Linked DNA regions of Homo sapiens: region 2 is linked to region 1. The links are chromatin loops, found by intact Hi-C in ENCODE. Cell type or tissue: PC-9. All regions are shown on one strand. Each heading gives the region's core, and the rest is flanking DNA. Links, peaks and the distances in the headings are about the cores only.

Region 1 (5,244 bases), core at 2,745-5,244:
GAGGGGCGGAGGTGTCGGGCGCGCTGATTCTCCCCCACCCGACGCGGCCCAGGGAAGCCTTGCGCCCAGACCTGGGCTGTCCAGACTGGGACGGGCGGGGCGCCGAGGCCCAGGGCGCCTGAGGGGCGCAGAGGTGTCAGCGTGCAACCGCCGCCCCCCAGCGTTCCCGCCACCACCGCCACCACCCTCAAAGCCCGGGCGCGCGGACCCCACGCCGCGCACACGTGGTCCGGCCTCGCCTGCTGGAGCGGGCGGCGCGCAGCCTCGGGGGCGCGCGCTAGAGGGAAGAGGAACCCGGGTCTACATTCGTCCTCCACCCCTGTAACTCTGCAGCCCGGCGTCTAAGACCGGGGCTGGGGGTGGAGGATGGCGAGGATTTGACAAGTTCAGGGCCCCCTGGGATCCTTTCCCTACTCCCTGGTCTTGTTGGACACCCTGTTTACCTGCCCTAATTGCCCCGGGCTGGGGGAGAAGTTTGCTCCTTCCCCGCTCCGCCCGCCTGCCCCCTCCGCGGACACTCCGGGTTAAGTGGAGCCAGGCGCGGGCCGGCAGGGCACTGAAAGCGAGAGAGAGGTGTCGGGATGCGCCTCAGAGGCTGTGAGAGCCAGGAGAGACCGAAATAACGGGGTGAGGGGACACCCCCTCCAAATGGGGTGTGTCGGCATTCGCCTTTCTGCAAGAGAGGCGAGAGGCTATAGGGGATGAAGTGGAGCAAGAAGAGAGAACAGTACGAAGGGGCAGGGCACAACCCGGTCCCCAGGTCCCAGCCCACCCCCACCCTTCCGCAGGAGGCGCGGCCCTAGAGGCGGGGTTAGCTGCGGAGCTTCGCGTGGGCCCAGCGGCACCTCTCTCTCCGCACTGCTAGGGAGAAGGAGGGAGGATGACAGATTCAATTAAAGTGCCCAAGCCAAGCAGACACGTTGGGTCTCCAAAGAGTTGTGGCTGGGAATTCCTGGCTCTCACCCCGTTTGTCCCCGTGCCCTCTGTGTACCAACTGGGCCCAGCCACCCCACCGGCAGGTCTTTCTCTCACATGCCCAGCCTTGGGGGGGCATTTCAGGAGCTGTTCCTGCCACCCAGCGCAGGAGTACATAACAGATGGCTTCCCTTCACCTGTGGTCGCCCTGCAACCTTTTTTATAAGGCTAGTCCTGCCCTGTTGAGGAAATGGAATTACCTGTAGGAATACCTTGGGTGTTGGCTTCCTCCCTGCTGGAATGGGGTGTGTTGTAGGGGGAACTGGGCGGTACAGCAGGGAGGGGCTGCTTCAGAGTGGGACTGGAAACATGGGTGAGGCTCAAAGACAGAGATCCCAGTGTGGCTGTGCAGCTGCTCCAGACCTGGCACCCTCACCACTGGAGGCCCCCTCCCCAAGGCCTGAGGGGAGGAACAGACTGTGGGTTGGTGACGGACAGGCAAGCCTAGGATGGCAGTTTGGAGCCAGGCCTGGTCTAACCCGTTTTCCTGCTCCCAGTGCCGCAGGCCGAGGCTCCTGCCCACCTGAGTGCCAGGGCAAGGGAGGGGCCTGAGTGACCCATTAATCCCATGGGAACAGAGTGGGGCTGGTGGCATTCCTGATGACCAAAGGAGGCTGTGCCAATTCTTACTGGGGTACCCAAACATCAGCTCTCTGCCTGCCTCACTGTCAGGCTTGGAATGGGTTGCTGGTGGAGGGGACAGCACAAGCAAAGCCAAGGAAGTGGGGTCAGGGGGGAGGGACCCCCAAGGCCCCACCGTGTGCAGAAGCCTCCACGCTCATTTCTTTAATGGATCTAATTACTGTTTGGGGAACTGGGTGGTGCCTGGTGACATAGGGAGCCAGTCTCTCCCCCCAGGGAGCTCCCAGGGACTAGGGACCCCGTGGTATGACATTTTGCCAAGGACCCCATGCCTTTCTGTGTCCACCACTCTCCTTGCACTGCCAAGATATGTGCATTCTTACGCTAAAGAAATTAGGGAAAACTCCTGCCCCCTCTCCGAGTTTCTTTCTCCATTCAGAGGTTTCTCCATCCCCACACCGCTCACTACTGCCATCGAGGGTGTTAAGACCAACACTTTGATGGTGACTAGCAAGGCAGGTGGGGATTACAAGGGACCCAGCATCTGCTTCTCTGTCCCAAAGAGGGATCAGGGAAATAAGAGGCGCAGCCATCTTGTCTAGGCCCTGTGCCCACTGCTCTGCCCAGCATCATTAAGGGGGGCCGTTGTGCCAGGTTGAGGAAGGAGGTGCACAATGAGACAGAAGTTTGGGCTGGTTGGCATGATGCCATGTGGAGTCTTGGTACTGAGTCCCTTAGCGCCCTCATGTGTTTAAAGTTCCTGGGAGCCTAACTGTCCTTGGCCTCAGGGTGGGGTCTCTGTCACGGGACTCAAGGTACAGAAGCCAGTGATACTGTAGTATGGGGAGGGCAGGGGGAGACCCCCAGATTGGTGGGGTCAACCAATACTGGCATGCGGGCCAGCACACATACAGCCCAGCTTTTCTGTGTGTCTGCTGCCTATGAGTGGGCGGTGGACATATTTGTGCGTGTGCCATAGAACTTATGCATGTATATGCATGAAGCCGCCATACATGCGTCTGTAAGGGCAGGTCCTGTTGGACTGGCCTCCGGGGTGGACTGGCAGCCGCAGGGAAGCATGGTGGGAGAAGCGATGGAGGGTGTGTGCGTCCCTCGGAGGGGATCCCTCCCACGTTCACCCTTGGCTTCCATCCCTCCCATCCCTCCTCCCGGCTGCTGAATTATGGGGGATGGACGGAGGAAATCCGGGCCTGGGTCTGAGAGTCGCTGGGGCCTGCGCCGTTTCTGTGGCAACCAAAGCGTACGTTCCCTTCTTCCCTCCGCCCCTCTCCCTCGCCTCCTTTTCTTTGGAGGCAGGCCGGGCTTCCCTGCGCCTTTGCTACCCTCTGGTGGCCAACAGGAGAAGGACAGACCAAGAAGGAGGGCACGGAAGGAGACTTAGGGGAGCGGCGGCACTAGGGCCCCGGGGGCAGAGACAGGGCTGAGCCGCGAGGAAGCTCGGAGGAAAAGTCGGAAGGCTACGCGGACCCTGGGGAGGGGCTGCGGAGCGGTCAGATGGAAAGCGGCTTTGCTCTGGGGTTTCTTCTCTCTGAGCCGCTTCCTCTTCCCCACAGCCTGCGGCGAGAGGGCTACACCGTGCAGGTGAACGTGAACGACTATCTGGATATTTACTGCCCGCACTACAACAGCTCGGGGGTGGGCCCCGGGGCGGGACCGGGGCCCGGAGGCGGGGCAGAGCAGTACGTGCTGTACATGGTGAGCCGCAACGGCTACCGCACCTGCAACGCCAGCCAGGGCTTCAAGCGCTGGGAGTGCAACCGGCCGCACGCCCCGCACAGCCCCATCAAGTTCTCGGAGAAGTTCCAGCGCTACAGCGCCTTCTCTCTGGGCTACGAGTTCCACGCCGGCCACGAGTACTACTACATCTGTGAGTGACGGCGGCCGGGCGGGCGGGTCTGAACGCGAGAGTCTGAGTGACAGCCGGGGGGTGGAGCCCCTAGGCTCCGGGGCGGGGCCGGCGCGGCGGGCGCCAGGTCTCGCGGCTGAGACCAGGGAGGAGGCGTGGGCACGGGACGCCTGAGGGGTTCAGCTCAGACGAGGTCGTGGGGCCAAGAGAGGAGTTTGGTGACAGTCCCAAGTTTGGGCTGCGGAGAATCGCTGTTTCTGTGAGGGACATTCCGGGGTTGGAACATCAGGGATCCCAGTTTCTTGAGGGGTGGGACCAAAGGGGCGTCTAGGGCCGACGGCAGAGCTAAAGTGACCCGTGTCCAAAGGGTAGGGGAGCTCCTGAAGGAGACCGCCCGACGGGGACAGTTTGGAGGGGGTGAGAAATAGAGCCGTCGAGGGAGGGCACAGGCACACATTGGGCGAAAGTGACTCAGGCCCGGTCTCCTCCCCAGCCACGCCCACTCACAACCTGCACTGGAAGTGTCTGAGGATGAAGGTGTTCGTCTGCTGCGCCTCCAGTGAGTAGAATAGGCTCCGAGCCGCGCCCCCATCCTCAGCTCCCTGCTTTGGGGCTCCCCTGGCTTCCTGGGGGTGGGGGCGGAGGGCACAGGTGAGGGGGGCTTGCTCCCCAGCCGTAGCAAGGGGAGGGAATCCTGGCCCTGACTCTCCCCTCCTCTCTCCCCACCCGCACCCCACCCCGCAGCATCGCACTCCGGGGAGAAGCCGGTCCCCACTCTCCCCCAGTTCACCATGGGCCCCAATGTGAAGATCAACGTGCTGGGTGAGTCTGCGCAGCGCCCTCTGGTGGCCACTGCTGGAACCGCAGCCCCCCGCCCCGGTGCCTGCTCACCTCGCATGCCTTCCCTGGGGGCACTGATACTTCCTACCCTGTGGGTGGTCACGTCCCTGGCTCCATTGCTGCTGCCGCGTGCCCCTGCCCTGGCGCGCAACCCAGCCCTCACCAGTCTGTCTGTTCCTCTGTCCACAGAAGACTTTGAGGGAGAGAACCCTCAGGTGCCCAAGCTTGAGAAGAGCATCAGCGGGACCAGCCCCAAACGGGAACACCTGCCCCTGGCCGTGGGCATCGCCTTCTTCCTCATGACGTTCTTGGCCTCCTAGCTCTGCCCCCTCCCCTGGGGGGGGAGAGATGGGGCGGGGCTTGGAAGGAGCAGGGAGCCTTTGGCCTCTCCAAGGGAAGCCTAGTGGGCCTAGACCCCTCCTCCCATGGCTAGAAGTGGGGCCTGCACCATACATCTGTGTCCGCCCCCTCTACCCCTTCCCCCCACGTAGGGCACTGTAGTGGACCAAGCACGGGGACAGCCATGGGTCCCGGGCGGCCTTGTGGCTCTGGTAATGTTTGGTACCAAACTTGGGGGCCAAAAAGGGCAGTGCTCAGGACTCCCTGGCCCCTGGTACCTTTCCCTGACTCCTGGTGCCCTCTCCCTTTGTCCCCCCAGAGAGACATATGCCCCCAGAGAGAGCAAATCGAAGCGTGGGAGGCACCCCCATTGCTCTCCTCCAGGGGCAGAACATGGGGAGGGGACTAGATGGGCAAGGGGCAGCACTGCCTGCTGCTTCCTTCCCCTGTTTACAGCAATAAGCACGTCCTCCTCCCCCACTCCCACTTCCAGGATTGTGGTTTGGATTGAAACCAAGTTTACAAGTAGACACCCCTGGGGGGGCGGGCAGTGGACAAGGATGGCAAGGGGTGGGCATTGGGGTGCCAGGCAGGCATGTACAGACTCTATATCTCTATATATAATGTACAGACAGACAGAG
Region 2 (2,500 bases), core at 1-2,500, 49 kb after region 1:
GGTCACAGTGCTGCCCCACGCCTCTTCCCACTTGCCTGGACTGTGCTGCTCCTTCCACTTCTGCTGCTGCAAACCCCGTGAAGGTGTATGCCACACCTGGCCTTAAAGAGGGACAGGCTGAAGAGAGGGACAGGCACTCCAAACCTGTCTTGGGGCCACTTTCAGAGCCCCCAGCCCTGGGAACCACTCCCACCACAGGCATAAGCTATCACCTAGCAGCCTCAAAACGGGTCAGTATTAAGGTTTTCAACCGGAAGGAGGCCAACCAGCCCGACAGTGCCATCCCCACCTTCACCTCGGAGGGATGGAGAAAGAAGTGGAGACAGTCCTTTCCCACCATTCCTGCCTTTAAGCCAAAGAAACAAGCTGTGCAGGCATGGTCCCTTAAGGCACAGTGGGAGCTGAGCTGGAAGGGGCCACGTGGATGGGCAAAGCTTGTCAAAGATGCCCCCTCCAGGAGAGAGCCAGGATGCCCAGATGAACTGACTGAAGGAAAAGCAAGAAACAGTTTCTTGCTTGGAAGCCAGGTACAGGAGAGGCAGCATGCTTGGGCTGACCCAGCATCTCCCAGCAAGACCTCATCTGTGGAGCTGCCACAGAGAAGTTTGTAGCCAGGTACTGCATTCTCTCCCATCCTGGGGCAGCACTCCCCAGAGCTGTGCCAGCAGGGGGGCTGTGCCAACCTGTTCTTAGAGTGTAGCTGTAAGGGCAGTGCCCATGTGTACATTCTGCCTAGAGTGTAGCCTAAAGGGCAGGGCCCACGTGTATAGTATCTGTATATAAGTTGCTGTGTGTCTGTCCTGATTTCTACAACTGGAGTTTTTTTATACAATGTTCTTTGTCTCAAAATAAAGCAATGTGTTTTTTCGGACATGCTTTTCTGCCACTCCATATTAAAACATATGACCATTGAGTCCCTGCTAAGTGCGAGGCTCTCTGTGCTACAACAGTAGCAACTGGGTTTGAATTTCTTTCTCTCCAAAGAATGTGTGCCCCTCACGAGGCCAAAAGGGTGGGATGTTTCCTCCTCTGAGGGCTGTCCAGGACCGGAGTGCTCCTGACAGCTGTCTCTCGGGTTCTGAGCTGCACTCCACTCTGGAAGTTCTTCCTATCCGACCTCTACCCCACTCCCACTCCGTCACCGCAGGGCTTTGGCATACTACCATTCAGGTACTCACGCTGTTTCGGTGAGTCAGGGAAGCTGGGAACGCCAGCTGAGGCATGCGGCCCCGCCCCACAGCCACACTAGCAGAGACGTGTGGGAGGCTGGGAGGGAAAGTTCCCAGTAACAAGTGGGTTGGACCGGGGGTCAGTGATAGAGGCGTCAGTGGATTGGCCACGTCATGTAAAGTTGACCCGAGAGGGAGGGCAAAAGAGGAAGGCTTGGTGATTCCTGGTAATGTGTTATTTTGAGAAAAAGCTTCGGCAGCACACTCCAGAAAAAAACTTCCCAAACCCTGGGCAACTGAGGTTCTGATGTGGAGCTCTGGATGGAAAGCGTGCTGAAGTCTTGTTAAACTAGCAAGCTTTTGTTTGGAGGTCCACCGCCGAAGGCGCACAGGCCTGTGGGAACACGAGCGTTGAGACTGGGGGCGTCTAGATGATCCAAGGGGTAGGCAGAGTGTGAGCAGCGGCAGGTATCGGGGACACACCCGCGGAGCCCTAGGAAGGGGACTGACCGGGACATGGAAGAGGTCTGGACCAGGGTACTGGGAAGGCGCTCGGAGGAGAGGGGCGCGAGTTCCGGTTCGGCGTCGGAGGGAGGGTGGGGCTTCGGCGCAGTTTCCGGAGGGACGGCCCGAGCGTGCGGGGGCGGAGCCGAGTGCGCGGGGCGGGGCTCCAGAGCCGCAGGTCTGGGCTGCAGTAGGTCCCGGCAACCGCAGGCTCGCGGCGGGCGCTGGGCGCGGGATCCGACTCTAGTCGTAATGGAGGCGGGCGGCTTTCTGGACTCGCTCATTTACGGAGCATGCGTGGTCTTCACCCTTGGCATGTTCTCCGCCGGCCTGTGAGAGTGCGGCCGGGCTGGGTTGGGGAGGACTAGGCAGTCAGGAAAGGAGAGAGAGGGGACAGAGACGTGGCCACAGCACCTGGCTCGTCCGGAACCGGGATCAAAGTGGGATCGGGTCGAGGGGACCGGGGTACAAGGGCGAGGCTGGTCACTAGGCCTGAAGGAGAAGGCAGGATAGCTGGCGGGGGGGAGAGGGGGCGGGGTCTGCGGTGGTCCGGAAAGGATGACAGGCATTGGGCATCCCCCTCTAGCACTCTGCTTCTCCCTTCCCACCCCCACCCCTCCCTTCGGGGCCCCATTACAGCTCGGACCTCAGGCACATGCGAATGACCCGGAGTGTGGACAACGTCCAGTTCCTGCCCTTTCTCACCACGGAAGTCAAGTGAGGGGCCGACGGCTGCGGTAGTGGGAAAGGCTACCAGAGGGAGGTGGGGGCGGGGCAGGAGGAGCAAGAGTGAAAGAGGTTTGGCCGGGCGCGGTGGCTCACGCCTG

What was found. Hi-C counts contacts between places; a loop is a spot of excess contacts. Peaks named below come from ENCODE experiments on the same cell type or tissue, not always from the same donor. Only the 100,000 strongest peaks of a DNase experiment are listed, where the experiment ranks them.
Region 2: it touches region 1 in a loop (2.6-fold over the local background); 78 of 110 quality-filtered maps call a loop at or near these places.

Annotation. Positions count from the first base shown.
Region 1 is chr1:155,081,960-155,087,203 of GRCh38, forward strand. It overlaps EFNA4-EFNA3 (EFNA4-EFNA3 readthrough), which reads left to right. Exons shown (of 5, transcript NM_001407761.1): 2 at 3,132-3,445; 3 at 3,918-3,983; 4 at 4,169-4,246; 5 at 4,454-5,244. The coding sequence ends at 4,584. It overlaps EFNA3 (ephrin A3), which reads left to right. Exons shown (of 5, transcript NM_004952.5): 2 at 3,132-3,445; 3 at 3,918-3,983; 4 at 4,169-4,246; 5 at 4,454-5,244. The coding sequence ends at 4,584. Among named protein-coding and RNA genes, the nearest start is that of EFNA3, 5.7 kb to the left of the region's middle. RefSeq lists enhancers at 1-80, 2,352-2,651 and silencers at 3,152-3,251, 3,452-3,651, 3,849-4,017, 4,002-4,051. In PC-9, for the core only: CTCF peaks have their summits at 2,888 (motif pointing left), 4,295 (motif pointing left) and 4,498; DNase peaks (open chromatin) are centred at 2,932, 3,222, 3,412, 3,932 and 1 weaker place; H3K4me3 peaks cover 1,900 bases; H3K27ac peaks cover 831 bases.
Region 2 is chr1:155,133,987-155,136,486 of GRCh38, forward strand. EFNA1 (ephrin A1) reads left to right here. Exons shown (of 5, transcript NM_004428.3): 5 at 1-913. The coding sequence ends at 81. It overlaps SLC50A1 (solute carrier family 50 member 1), which reads left to right and starts at 1,866. Exons shown (of 6, transcript NM_018845.4): 1 at 1,866-2,005; 2 at 2,313-2,390. The coding sequence starts at 1,926. RefSeq lists an enhancer at 1,307-1,396 and a silencer at 1,667-1,906. In PC-9, for the core only: no CTCF peak of the experiment used is centred there; DNase peaks (open chromatin) are centred at 725, 1,215 and 1,855; H3K4me3 peaks cover 2,470 bases; H3K27ac peaks cover 2,500 bases.